4 separate regions of the Homo sapiens genome follow, and all the other regions are linked to region 3. Evidence: chromatin contacts called from ENCODE Hi-C or POLR2A ChIA-PET data. All regions are on one chromosome and are shown on one strand. Each heading gives the region's core, a stretch centred on a gene start or an enhancer-like site at or near the end of the contact. The rest is flanking DNA. Distances are from core to core; before and after follow the strand shown. Region 1 holds the start of SANBR (SANT and BTB domain regulator of CSR). Region 2 holds the start of PEX13 (peroxisomal biogenesis factor 13). Region 3 has its middle 78 kb from the start of FAM161A. Region 4 has its middle 100 kb from the start of MIR5192.

The links. A loop is a pair of places that touch in the nucleus more often than their neighbours do. ChIA-PET counts read pairs that join two places held with the same protein, here RNA polymerase II (POLR2A). Pooled maps may share reads with other maps.
Region 1: a loop to region 3 is called in a pooled map, with 2.1 times the contacts of the local background. The contact joins the promoter of SANBR here to the enhancer-like site in region 3. A Hi-C loop is called at or near these places in 3 of 168 maps with a recorded cell type or tissue (ascending aorta, endothelial cell of umbilical vein and naive thymus-derived CD4-positive, alpha-beta T cell) and 9 of 50 pooled maps.
Region 2: a loop to region 3 is called in a pooled map, with 3 times the contacts of the local background. The contact joins the promoter of PEX13 here to the enhancer-like site in region 3. A Hi-C loop is called at or near these places in 3 of 168 maps with a recorded cell type or tissue (CD8-positive, alpha-beta T cell, chondrocyte and naive thymus-derived CD4-positive, alpha-beta T cell), 3 of 37 single-sample maps with no recorded cell type and 15 of 50 pooled maps. POLR2A ChIA-PET finds 5 or more read pairs at or near these places in 1 of 52 experiments (naive thymus-derived CD4-positive, alpha-beta T cell).
Region 4: a pooled map shows a loop between it and region 3 (2.6-fold over the local background). The contact joins two enhancer-like sites. A Hi-C loop is called at or near these places in 1 of 168 maps with a recorded cell type or tissue (PC-9) and 9 of 50 pooled maps. POLR2A ChIA-PET finds 5 or more read pairs at or near these places in 1 of 52 experiments (B cell).

Annotation. Positions count from the first base shown.
Region 1 is chr2:61,064,477-61,067,776 of GRCh38, reverse strand. It overlaps SANBR (SANT and BTB domain regulator of CSR), which reads right to left and starts at 1,906. Exons shown (of 22, transcript NM_001129993.3): 1 at 1,750-1,906. RefSeq lists silencers at 1,307-1,366, 1,377-1,726, 1,757-2,126 and enhancers at 1,016-1,515, 1,516-2,017.
Region 2 is chr2:61,015,471-61,019,056 of GRCh38, reverse strand. PEX13 (peroxisomal biogenesis factor 13) reads right to left here and starts at 1,337. Exons shown (of 4, transcript NM_002618.4): 1 at 1,206-1,337. The coding sequence starts at 1,297. It overlaps PUS10 (pseudouridine synthase 10), which reads left to right and starts at 802. Exons shown (of 18, transcript NM_144709.4): 1 at 802-1,049. RefSeq lists an enhancer at 881-930.
Region 3 is chr2:61,774,283-61,777,833 of GRCh38, reverse strand. No RefSeq gene overlaps it. Among named protein-coding and RNA genes, the nearest start is that of FAM161A, 78 kb to the left of the region's middle. Within about 2 kb of position 1,758, at least 3 of the 41 ENCODE cell types and tissues checked have a DNase peak (open chromatin) inside an H3K27ac peak, as active enhancers do; they include B cell, where a contact is called at or near this core.
Region 4 is chr2:62,308,432-62,311,563 of GRCh38, reverse strand. No RefSeq gene overlaps it. Among named protein-coding and RNA genes, the nearest start is that of MIR5192, 100 kb to the right of the region's middle. RefSeq lists an enhancer at 1,297-1,666. Within about 2 kb of position 1,802, at least 7 of the 41 ENCODE cell types and tissues checked have a DNase peak (open chromatin) inside an H3K27ac peak, as active enhancers do; they include B cell, where a contact is called at or near this core.

The DNA.
Region 1 (3,300 bases), core at 657-3,156, 710 kb after region 3:
GTTAGAGCACATAGTGCGTTGTTGTTGTTGTTGTTGTTAAGACGGAGTGGCGCTCCCTCTCTCATCAGGCCAGAGTGCAGTGGCGCGATCTCGGCTCACTGCAACCTCCGCCTCCCGGGTTCAAGCGATTCTCCTGCCTCAGCCTCCCGAGTAGCTGGGACTACAGGCACGCACCACCACGCCCAGCTAATTTTTGTATTTTTAGTAGAGACAGGGTTTCACCATGTTGGCCAGGATAGTCTCGATCTCCTGACCTCGTGATCCGCCCGTCTCGGCCTCCCAAAGTGCTGGGATTACAGGCGTGAGCCACTGCACCCGGCCAGGGCGTTTTATTATAATTTGTTTGGGCCTTGGTAGAAAGCAATCTAAAATGGAATTCAGGGCAAGGATCTTCCCTGAGAGCTCATTTCTCTTCACTTCCAAAAAGATTCATTTAAAAGTTCAAAAATATTACCCACGTCAAACACTTAAAAGCTTACATTTCAAATGTGATACTAATTTATGCTATACATGTTTAAGAGTACTTTAAATCATCCAAATGAGAAAAAAGTTTTTCTGTTGACTTTCTCTTTATACAACTGTACTAGGCAAGGGAAGACCCCCCAGCATTAATTCTAGTTAAATGAATGTCCAAGAAATCAGAGTCTGAATTTAAGTATAAAAGGCATAGCATTGATGGATAATCCTTAATAAAACATAAATTATCTCGAAATAGCTGTTATAGTGCACCTCATTCAGGAAAGTATAAATTTATCAAAAACGGTGACAAGAAAAAGCTCAAAGTTCAAATTACTATGAAATCCACTCCCATTCATAAAATATCAAAATCTTGACAATATTTAAGGTAAAATACGTTATTTACCAAAAATAAAAATCCAATATGTTTAACAGACTTCATTTTTTAAGAACATACTTCCCCTCCCCTCCCCGACCCCCTTCTCTTGGTTTATGTATTTAATATACATGTATTAATTAAGAAGACTAGTCTAAGTCACTTCCACACCAGATAGAGGTCTACAACAGGAATCTGATATATTTTTTTCTTATTTCAAATAGAAAAAAAAGCTCTTGGAGACAGAGACGTTTTCCCTTAGCCAGTGGAAAGATGGGAAGAGAGGGGGCCCCGTGGGGCAGGCAGGCAGGCAGGTCAAAGGCCTCTGGCCTAACAGAGGGCGGCGGTAACACCGAGTCATCCCGGACCGGGAAGAAGCCTTGTACCCAGGCTTCCTGACTTCTGCACACACAGGAGATCGGAGTCAGCTGGAGGAGAAAGTAAAATCACATCCCAGAACCGGCATGAGGTCAAAGCCAGTCAAACCTTGGGCCCGGAGGCTCACTACGCGGCGCGTCCTCGGGGCACCCCCAGACCTTCGCGCCCCGCTCCCGCCCGTGGAGGCACAGAAACTCCAGGGGCGCAGAGCGGACAAAGGCGCCGGGCAGCGGGAGCGAGGCGGGGCAGAGGCCCGGGGCGCGGCCGGGCGCGCAGAAGCTGGGGTTCCCGCCGCTGTGCGCGGGCGGGACGGTCTGCAGGGACATGGACCGGGCGGGTGACGGGACGCGGGCCAGCTGGCTGCTCGAGGCGCGGCCGGCTGAGGCTGTGCACGGGGGCGTTCGGGGGCGTTTGGGCAAGTGGGACCCCGCCCGGGGTGGGAAGCCGCGGCGGGAGCCGGCTGGCTGTGAGCGGTACCGCCCCATGCCGCACTTCCCGCCCCGCGGTGGGCACCCGAGCCCCCTCGGCGTCTCGCTCACCTCCACAGGGCCGCGGCTGCCCTCGCAGCGCCTCTGTTACCTGCAGTGGTCGGCACCGCCCGCGCTCGCGCCCTGAAGCTGCCGCTACCGAGCCCGCAACCCCGTCCGCAGCGCCTCACACCCCGCCCCCGCCCGCTTGCAGGCGGCTGCGGAGACTAGCGCCGAGGGGTGGGGGAGCCGCCGAGCCGACGCCGCCCGGCCAATCGCGGGCCAGCGCCGCAGCGGCGGAGCCAATGAGCGCCGAGCCCCTGCCGGGCGGGAGGGCACCGGAGGGGCGGCGGCGGCTGACTGTCGCCTTGCCTTGCCTGCTGCTTCTCCTTCCTCCTCTGGCATACACTCCCAGGCTTGTCGCAGTGCAGCGTCCCCACCCTCCCAGCGTCTTGTCTCTTAGCAACCAGATCCTAGGAGCCTGATCTTAGGTGACCAACCCTGAGTCCAGAAGAAAGGGGGATATACAGGAGATAAAAGATTAAAGAATGGATGAAATTGTTCTTGGTGCAGATCATTTGGTACACCGCTTAGGTAGAGCGGAAAGATCGCATGATGAGGGACACCGAAAGTATCTTTTAGACCAAGGTCTTTGGGTAAGGACCTGAAGTGTCTTTACCAGGAGGTAGCTCTTTAAAAATGTAAATAGCTCTGGATTACAAATTCGGTTTTCATACATTAATAGGGTGTGTGTGTGTGTGTGTGTGTGTGTGTGTGTGTGTTATTGTGAGGAACACTACTATTGGGCATCTAGTAAAATGCAAACGGCTCAATATTGTAGGGTAACTGCTACATGTCAACATTTCTATCTAATTTCCACTTGGTCTATTCTGAGAACCAAAATTAAATGTTAGGATTAGAAAGAACAGAAAAAGTAAAGCCTTAACCAAATGAATAATTACTACGAGATCTGATGATTAAGTAGAGATTAAGTGGTTCACTGTACAGAATGTCAGGAGTTTTTACCAATTGTATCATCCTGTGACTTTCTGCAGATCTTTTACGATTTTTGTTCCACAAAGACATTAAAGTGGCTGGGTGCGGTGGCTCACACCTGTAATCCCATAATCCCAGCATTTAGGGAGACCAAGACGAGAGGATTGCTTGAGCACAGCCTGAACAACAAAGTGAAACCCTGTCTCTACCAAAAAAAAAAAAAAGTTGTTTTTTTTTTAAGTTAGCTGGGCGTGGTGGCCCCAATGAGCTATGTTTGCACCACTGCACTCCAAGCTGGGCAACAGAGTGAGACCCTGTCAAAAATAAAAATAAAAATAAAGTTAGGCAAGTGTCGTATCATAAGATGTTAGGTTAAGTCAGGTAAATTCTTTTTTTATTTTTTTGAGATGGAGTCTTGCTCTGTTGCCCAGGCTGGAGTGCAGTGGCACCGTCTGGGCTCACTGCAACCTCCACCTCCCTTCAAGCGATTCTCCTACCACAGCCTCCTGAGTAACTGGGATTTACAGGCGCATGCCACCATGTCCAGCTAATTTTTTGTATTTTTAGTAGAGATGGGGTTTCACCATGTTGGTCTTGAACTCCTGACCTCAGGTGATCTGCCCGCCT
Region 2 (3,586 bases), core at 88-2,587, 760 kb after region 3:
GTCTTTTATTTTGAAAAATTCGACATAAGTCTGGCAAATGTTAACACTGTTTAAAGTTGAGTAGTGAATATATAGGTATTATCTTACTCTCTACTGGTCTCTGTGTTTAAAATATTTCACGATAAAGTGGGAAAATGGTTAATTTTACATAAAAAGAACTTTAACAGATGCAAAAAATAAAACCTCTCTCATTCGACAAGCAGCCTAAATGGGGAAAAAAGAACCCACTCAAAAAAAAGGTAGCAGATAATGTCACCGTGGCTTACCAGCCTAATCAAACTTATTACTTGTTATGTATATATCCTTATTAAACTAAGTCGTTACTGTGTTAAAGCATTTTAGTGTTTAAATAAAAGATTTCAGAATACAGCAGAAATACATTCCAATATGTTGGGGTTTTTACGCTTAGGAAAACCTACAATAGTAGGTGATTTGACATTTGAATCACACCTATCTGAATTAAGATGTCCAGCACTACCAAACAAAAGCCACACGAGGCCACGAAACACTCCCAACTCTGCATGTTTTAGCCTTTTTAAAGTCCTAGAAACCAACTGATACTGATTAAAAACCAAACAAAAAAAAAATACAGGCCTCAGAAAAATACACTATTTTGCACACAAAGTCCATCCATAGGCCTCAGATCTAGAACTCCTGCTTTAAAGTTGCTTCTCCAATCTCGATCCGAAACACTGGCTGAGTTATGCTGGAAAAGAATGCAAAGTGTACGGGGCTTGAGTTCCTGTTGCGTAAAACCTTTCCGGCTTTCAGCAACTTCTCGAGAGGTTAACACCTTTAAGGAGAGACTTTGCTCCCTGTCGATGCCGTGGCTGGACAAATGCCGCTCTCAACTGCTACAGACCAAAGTCTACGCTTTAAAGATAGAGAAGCCATTCTGTCAAAGTGAAAACAGAAGCGGTAGGTAGGAAGCCGCCCCCCTTTCTTTCAAGCACAGAGACCCAGAGAGACGCCCAGGAGCTCCCGAAAAAAACGTTGCTGATTAGAGCTGCCGGGTCAGAAACAGCTGTGAGACACTAAAGTCCCCACTGGTAAGCGCCCCAGCTCCACCTCGGCCCCTATCCCCAAGGTTGGGTATTGGTTAAAGGGGGGAAGGGAATACCTCCACTAACAACCGCTACAACCGCCTCCTGCCAAGTCCCCGCTCGGGCCCACTAAACTCACAGCCTGAAGAATCCCACACTCACTGGAAAGTGGGGCCCGGTCCTGGTCCCGGTCCGGCTCCCGGAATTCGGCGGGTCTCCCAGGGTTTGGGGGGAGGTGGCGGCTGGGACGCCATCTCCTCCGCCTCCTCTCGGCTCCCGCTCCTACCCCTGACTGTCCAGGCCCGCGTAGACCAGCACCTGGAGCGTAAGACACAACGGGCAGAACACCGAGCCGTCCACCCCGCCCACCCTTGCAGTCAGGACAAGGCTTGAGTTACTTTGCCAGCTGAATCCATACAGCGGGAGGATGCCACTAATTTGTAGGAAGAAACACGCTCTTTGTATTTGCCCCAGAAAGAGCTGCCTTTCTAAACCTCAGGGTAAAGGCTCATCGATATTTCTGGTAGCGGCTACAACTCCCTAGACGTCGGAGTCCCACCGAGGCTTTTCTGGGAGTGGACCAGTCGGGCTGGGAGTAAAGCCGCACGCACTCCTTCGCTCGTGGGGGAGGTAGGGTGAGGTGGCAAACCAGGCAGTTTTTCGGATTTCCTCTACAAACAAGAAGGGAGAAGCTCACTTAGTCCTAGCGAGAGCGGGCTGGTACTTTTGTTCTAAAACGCACGTTTCCTCGGGGAACAGAATTGCTAGACGCAATAGGTGCGTTGTCTTTAGTCTTCCCTCTTCCCTTCGAGGGCCGGAAGGGGTTAAATCTCAGGCTCCGGCGTCTGGGGAGAAGGTGAGGCGGGTAGGTAAGAGGTGAAGGAGTGCAGACTGGGTGCAAAAGAGGTGTGGCGGGAGAGAGTTCGTTTCTCTCCTGCTGGAGCGGCTTTGTTAGCAAAGGAGGGGTGAGTGGGAAGTTTGTTGCACCTGACCGAAGGGGGAAGGGCTTGCTTGGCGAAAACTGAGGCTTGAGGTTAGATCTCGGGATGAACTTTTCAAGAGTCCACAGTAGATTCCAGAGCTGAATGTTTCAGAAGCCCAGTGAAGTGTGATCACCTCTTTCTCCGTAAATCCACACCCCCAGCCCCACGCCGCGTTACGAATGACACCCTTCGGTAGGGAAATGAGTTTTAAAAGATCTTAGGATATGAGACTCAGTCTGGTCATTTCGCTAGTTTTTCTTATACCCTGCCCCTTTTCTCGTTTTCGATGACTGGTTTTTGTAATCGTCCAAGAGGTGAAAATAAAGTCCTTCCTCTCCTCCAGTAAGCCAGAGACTGGGCTAGTTATCCTTGATTTGGGGAGGAGGGATTCAGTCCTCCTAGGGAGCCTGACACATGAAAGGCGGCTTTGTAGCAACTTGTTACAGAGTTATTTCTATAAAACAAACACATAAACGAAAAGCAAACATCTTGAGGGTAACCAACACTGGAAAACTTACATTGTGGAATGCCTTTCTCAGGGCTTGCTTTCAAACATAATAAATCTAATATGGACAACCGATTTCTAATATCTTATGAAATCCTGGCATTTAATTATCTCACGATGAAAAAACCAAATTTAAGACGTAACGTATTTTCTCCTTTTAATGTTAACATTCTTGAGAAGTTGATAAATTGTTGGTAGGTGAAAATGATGTTGAGAGGTTTGTAAATTCATAGCTCGTTTATTAACACACATTCAAAAGAGGTCTTTTTTGGGGTCTATTTTTAGACCTCTTCAAATTACTCAGGACTGGAAGTTTTGTAATTCTCATCAATCAGGTTTGGGAACTTCTCAGAGCCAGGAGATTGTAATGTGTCATTTATTTACTTTGCATGATACCTTTGTTCTTGTGAACTTACTGGAAAAATAAACATTGTCTTCTAGCCATGGAAAATAAAATAAATTTTAATATAGCTATTTAAGTATCGAGGGAAATCTTCATTAAGTGTCCTTTTAAAGTGCTTATTGATTTATTGGAAGAGGGTGTATTTCTTCTGTCTCTTTTTGAGTTAAATGTTACTTCTGAATTAAGTAAAATTCTTGACCTTAACTAATGGAGAAAAAATAACTTAGAGTAACAGGTGAAACAGAAACAGTTTCTCTGTGTATGTAGTCAGAGATGCACTGTAAATGCTTATATTCGCCCCTCACAGCATCCGATCTCTTCTCTGCATCAAAGTAGATTAAATGGGCTGGGAAAAGGGATCCAGATCACTAGTAAATAGTAATGACTTGACCTTGACCACACAGATCTTATTTATTTATTTATTGAGATGGAGTCTCGCTCTGTTGCCCAGACTGGAGTACAGTGGCACGATTTTGGCTCTCTGCAACCTCTGCCTCCTGGGTTCGGGCGATTCTCCTGCCTCAGCCTCCTGAGTAGCTGGGACTACAGGTGCGTGCCACCACGCATGGCTAATTTTTTGTATTTTTAGTAGAGATGGGATTTCATCGTGTTAGCCAGGATGGTCTCGATCTCCTGACCTCATGATCCTCCT
Region 3 (3,551 bases), core at 509-3,008:
AATTTACGTGAGGCATTTTAGTACTATCCTACAGATCCCCAAGGCTCTGTTCTTCCTATTTTTTAAGTAATTTTTTCTCTCAGTTGTTCAGATCAGTAATTCTATTATGTACCTTCTAGGTCACTGACTCTTTCCTCTGCCATCTCCATTCTGTTCTGAGCCCATCCAGTGGGTTTTAAATTTTGGCTATTGTATTTTTCAGTTCTCAAATGGAAAAACTGAATACAATAGAAATAGGAAATCATGGCCAGGTGTGGTGGCTCACGCCTGTAATCCCAGCACTTTGGGAGGCTGAAGTGGGCAGCCTCACCTGAGGTCTGGAGTTTGAGACTAACCTGACAAACATGGTGAAACCCCATCTCTACTAAAAATACAAAAATTAGCTGGGCTTGGTGGCAGGTGCCTGTAATCCCAACTACTTAGGAGGCTGAGGCAGGAGTATTGCTTGAATCCAGGAGGCGGAGGTTGCAGTGAGCTGAGACTGCCCCATTGCACTCCAGCCTGGGCAACAAGAGTAAAACTCTGTCCTAAAAAAAAAAAAAAAAAAAAAAAAAAAGGGAAATCTTTGCCAAGACTTTCTTTTTTTTATGTTTTCATTTATTTCAAGGATGTTTTGGAATATTTTTATAACACCTACTTTAATGTCTTTGTCAGATAATGCCAACATCTGTGTCATCTTAGTGTTAGTGTCTATCAATTATCTTTTCCCAGTTTAGATTTTTCTGGTTTCTCAAATGCTGAGTAATTTTAGATTGTATCCTGGATATTTTGAATATTATGCTACGAGACTAGAGGTTTTGTTTAAATCCTGGAGTGAATGTTGACATTTTTGTGTTAGCCATAATCAGTCAGGTTGGGATTAGACTGTAAACTCCAATTAGACTTCTCTAGGTTGTAATTTTAATATCAGTTCTGTTTTTAAAGGCTTTGCAGTGTTATTTGGATCAGTCCTGAATGTTCTTGACCCAGTGGTCAGTCAAGGTCTGAGGCAGGAACTGTGTAGTTCAGTTCTCACAGCCTGTGGTACAGTGTTGAGGATCAGATCCACACATGTACAGCTTGGGAGTTACCTCAGAAATCATAAACTTTTGCTCCTTCCTCTACTCAATTTCCTAGTTTTATCCCAATTCCTTGGGGCTCCCTTTTATAGTTCTCTGATCAGAAAACTTGGGTTTTGTTTTTCATTTTATTTTTGAGACAGAGTCTCTCTCTGTTGCCCAGGCTGAGGTGTGCAATCTCAGCTCACTGCAGCCTTGACCTCCGGGCTCCAGAGATCCTCTCACCTCAGCCTCCTGAGTAGCTGGGACTACAGGCACGCACCACCACACCCAACGGATTTTTGTATTTTTTGTAGAGACAGTGTCTCACTGTGTTGCCCAGGCTGGTCTCGAACTCATGGGCTCAAGTGATCCTCCCACCTCGGCCTCCCAAAGTGCTGGGATTATAGGAATGAGCTGCTGTGCCCAGCCAAGTACATACGCTACTTTTCTGTTCACTTTCCGTAACTACGCTTATGTCTGGAGCGAGGCAGTGGGAGGACAGAGATGAAAAAAGAAAGCAGTGGGGGTTTGCCATTTACCCTACTCTGATTTTTGGGAACACAGCACCTCTGATCAGAGAGGAAAGTTCTCTTTTCTCAAAGTTTTAGGCACCTGCCTGCTCCTCTTACCATTAATGTCATTTTCACTTCTGCTTTTATAGGATTACTTGAGGTTTGGGTGCTAGAGAATGGAGAAAAGAAAAACAAAACAAAACAAAAAACAAAGCACATGAGATTTCCCCCACTTTGTCTGTATATTAGGAAACTCTTTTTCCACCCCTCAAGCCAGATCTAGAAGCCTTCTCCTGGAGCTCTTTCTGTCCACACTGATTTGGACTTCAGGCTTTTGGGCTGCACAAGTCCAGACTAGGGATATCAGAGGGGAAAAAATGGTAAGCTCTCTGCATGTTCAGTGGTACTTCATATTCATGCCTTCTTCTCCAACCTTTCTGTTTCGATTTACTTTTCAGTCCTCAAGTTTGGGAGCCATGCATTCTTTCCAGGTTAATAGCTACATTCAGTAGGAGAGATAGGTTGGGATTTGCTCACTCCATCTTACTTGGAACTAGAAACTTCCTAAAGCAGTGATGTTACAAGAAGATAATTTGAATTACAGTTTTCTAGTTTTACAATATTTTAAAGCTGATTGAATATAAATAATTTAAAAATATATTTCCAGGCCCAAATATTAACATTATAATTTAAACTACTGGATCCATCATTGACCCTTTTAATAATTGGAAGGTTTAAGACTCCCACACTCAATATATTAGAAAAATAATACATTCATGTTCATTCTCCCATTTTTTGTGTTTCTCTTTCAATATAGCACATTTACTACTAATGCTCATTTATCCCATCAAAAATGTCACATAAAAACTGGAATAATTCAGAAATTTGGAGTGGGATTCATTTACGATTTATAAGTTACCTGGTAGAGTTTGACTTATAAGAAAGCACATTGTGAGGGCCGGGTGTGGTGGCTCACGCCTGTAATCCCAGCAATTTGGGAGGCCAAGGCGGGCGGATCACCTGAGGTTGGGAGTTCGAGACCAGCCTGACCAACATGGAGAAACCCTGTCTCTACTAAAAATACAAAATTAGCCGGGCATGGTGGCACACGCCTGTAATTCCAACTACCCGGGAGGCTGAGGCTGGAGAATTGCTTGAACTTGGGAGGCAGAGGTTGCAGTGAGCCAAGATCACACCATTGCACTCCAGCCTGGGTGATAAGAGTGAAACTCTGTCTCAAACAACAACAACAACAGCAAACAGTACATGGTGAGGCTAGGTGCAGTAGCTCATGTCTGTAATCCTATCCCTTTGGGAGGCTGAGGCAGGCAGATTGCTTGAGCTCGGGAGTTCGAGACCAGCTGGATAACATGGTGAAACCCTGTCTCTACAAAAAAAAAAGAAAATTAACTGGGCATGGTGGTGTGCACTTGTAGTCCCAGCTACTTAGGAGACTGAGGCAGGAGGATCACTTGAGCCTGGGAGGTCGAGGCTGCAGTGAGCCATGATGGTGCCACTGCACTCCAGCCAGGGTGACAGACTGAAACCCTGTCTAAAAAAAATTTTTTTAAATAAAGTACATAATGAAACATATATAAGGTTTAGTGTTAGCTAGGATTTGGCTCAGCTTTGAATGATGAAAAAAGAAAAACCCAGAATAACTGTAGCTTACATCATATATGTCTATTTTTCTCTTACATAAAGTAGGAAGTAAGTGCCCCAAGTTGGATATGGTGCTTCATTGTGTCAGAAACCCAGGTTCCTTCTTTCTGATGTTCTGCCATGAGTGACCTTGATTTCTTCCTATTTCTCTCATGATCTAAAATGGTTGTAACATAGCTCCAGCCATCTCAGGAAGAAGGAAGGGTAAAGGAGAAAGCACACAGTTCTTCTGTGTGCTTTTAAGGACACGTCCTGAAAGCTGTACATAATATTTCTGCTTATATCTTTTTGGCCAGAACATACTCACAAGGCTACACCTTGCCACAAGAAAGACTTG
Region 4 (3,132 bases), core at 553-3,052, 530 kb before region 3:
TGCTGCCTCAGCCTCCCAAGTAGCTGGGACTACAGACGCCCGCCACCACGCCCGGCTAATTTTTTTTTTTTTTTTAAGTAGAGACGGGGTTTCACCGTATTAGCCAGGATGGTCTCGATCTCCTGACCTCGTGATCCACCCGCCTCGGCCTCCCAAAGTTCTGGGATTACAGGCGTGAGCCACCGCGCCCGGCCTTTTTTTTTTTTTTTTTTAAACTGAAAAGTGATCACTTCTGTAGAATATATTTCCTACTGGCTATGCCCTCCTTGGCTTCACCCATGGCATTGGGCAAGTACCTGGTTGGCCCATTGCACTTCAGTGCAGAGCCTGGAGCCAGAAGGGAGGCCCTGCCATTGGTCAGCAGGGCAGCTCGCCTCACAGCTTCATTTGGACAAGAGTCGCAGACAAGCTCAAGGGTCTAGGGGAACCAGGTTTGGAGATGTTAGACTGGGAATGGGCTAGCTCAGAATCAATCTGAATGATATGACATTGTTACAGGCTGGGTTGAATTATGTTCCCCCAAAGGATATATGCTGGCCCCCAAACCTGTGAATGTGGCCTTATTTGGGAATAGTCTTTGCAGATGCAATCAAGTTAGGATAAAGTCATACTCAACTAGAGTGGTCCCTAATCCAATGACTGGTGTCCCTATAAGAAGAGGAAAGTTTGGACACAAATACACAGGGAAAAGACCTCATAAAGATGGAGGTAGAAATGAATATGATGGGTCTACAAGGCAAGAAACGCCAAGGAATGCCAGGAACGATAAGAAGCTAGAAGAGGCAAGGAAGTGTTAAAGCAAACTATATATGTCCTGAGAAGGACTCTGTACTTCTATATTTGAGTCCTTGTGGATGAACTGTAACCTAGCTTAATAGTCAGACAAAATTGAAAACCTAATTTAGGAGTATGCGCCTGTAACAATAACTAAGTCTTGGCCAATCCCAGAGGCTATACTTCAACCATTCATACTCTGCTGAGTGTTCAAACTACGTTCAAATAAGGCAAACACTGAGCTGTAACCAATCCGGTCATTCTGTACCTCACTTCCAATTTCTGTACATCATTTCCCTTTGTCTATAAATCTTCTTCCACCATGTAGCTGCGCCGGAGTCTCTGTGAATACGCTTGATTTGGGGGCTGTCCGATTCACAAATTGTTCATTTAATTAAACTCAATTAAACTCTTAAATGTAATTCAGCTGAAGTTTTTCTTTTTTCAGAAGGCCCCTCTCCTAGAGACTCTAGAGAGAGCATGGCCCTGCCACCACCTTGATTTCTGACTTCTAACCTCCAGAATTGTAAGAGAATAGATTTCTGTCATTTTAAGCCACAGTTTGTGGTACTAACACAGACACCTTCTCCTCTGCCAAAAATAATAATTCATGTGATGGGATAAAAATGACTGGCGAGTTCCCAACCTTTCCCACCCCCATGGCCCCTAATGAGGGTCCTGGTTACACTCTCCTCAGTTCCTCCTGGAGCCCACCCTCCAAGGAAGGAGCCCCGCCCTGCCAGCCATTTGTGAGATAAAAATCAGAGGAAACGGAAACTGAGAGCCAGACCGGGAGCCCCTGCAGCAAGTGAGAGCCATGTGTGGGAGAAGACGGAGGGGGACGTGCAAGAAGAACTGTGCCTCTCACATGGCCACCGTGAGAATCGAGTGCAGTCTAACGAAGGACTACGTTCACTTATCGGTGTGAGAAACACACGTGAAAGACTTGAGTTATTTTGAAATCACGTTTTGTTTCATGGTCTTTTGACCGCATCGCAGCTCCAGCACAGAGCTGAGCCACGTGGACCGAGGCTCTGTGAGCTTTCCTCTCCTCCCCATCACTGAATGCTTTCTGCCCTCCAGGCCCCTGCTAAGTGCTTGGCAGACTCCTCTCCTGTCCTCACAGCAACTCTAGAAGGACAGTGCTGTTTTAGATGACAAAACTGAAGCCTCACAGCAAACCTCAGTGAAATAGCCAAGGTCTAAAAGCTCAGATTACCTCATGCCTAGCTCAGAACTATTAGAATAATAATTGAAGCAGCAAGGAGCCTTGAGGCGACACCTAGAAGCTGGCAACCAACCCTACTACTGGTCTATGCTCTTGGGACAGCCTTGCCTCCTGGGATAATGGCAGCTCTGTTACCCTCCAGGAGATAGAGAATGGTGTGTTTCTGGCATTGAGGCCTAGCCAGGCCAGGGTGGGCAGAGGTGGCTGCTATACAATGGGCTCTGGAGCCAGACCGACAGGGTTCCCCCCAGCTCTGCCACTCTCTAGCTATATGGGCATGTTATCTGACCTCCCTGGGCCTCTGTTTCCTCATCTGCAAAATGGGGATAATAATAGTTGCCACCTCAGAGGGCAGTTGTGAGGATTAAGTGAATTAATACAGTATGTGACATGCTTAGAACAGCACTGGACACAGTAAGCCCTTAATAAAAGCTAGCTCTTGTGATTATTGAAAAACATGATGCTCTACTCAGATCTGACAAGACCTTAGCTACAAAAAATATAAATCATCAAGCAGACTGTCTGATATGTGTATTTTTATTAAGTGTAAGAATGAACCTCGGCTGGGTGCAGTGGCTCACGCCTGTAATCCCAGCACTTTGGGGAGGCCAAGTTGGGCAGATCACTTGAGATCAGGAGTTCGAGACCAGCCTGGCCAACATGGTGAAACCCCATCTCCACTAAAAATACAAAAAATTAGCCAGGCATTGTGGTGCATGCCTGTAATCTCAGCTGCTCGGGAGGCCAAGGCAGGAGAATTGCTTGAACCCGGGAGGTTCATTCGTGACCCCTCTATCTCAATTCCTGCTTCTGTGGAATGGGGATTGCTCTCTGCCTCACAGAGATTTTGTGAGCAGGAAAGGCACAGAGTAGGACTCACAGCAGCTAATAAATAAGTTTGTCTCCTTGGTTTATAATGGCCAAGCTCATGCACCCTCAGAATAAGTACAGAAGGTGAGGAGACTGTGCAAGTAAACATGGTAGGTACAGGTGACCCGGGTCCAAGCCCCTTGTTGGGCCAGGTGTTCCCTTTTCCTTCCTCTCTCTCAGGCCTGCTTAGGGATTAGAGGGTGGGAGAGCCAGTCAAGAGCAGGTTGCCATCCTCCAGCAGCACGGAGGTCTGTGATGGT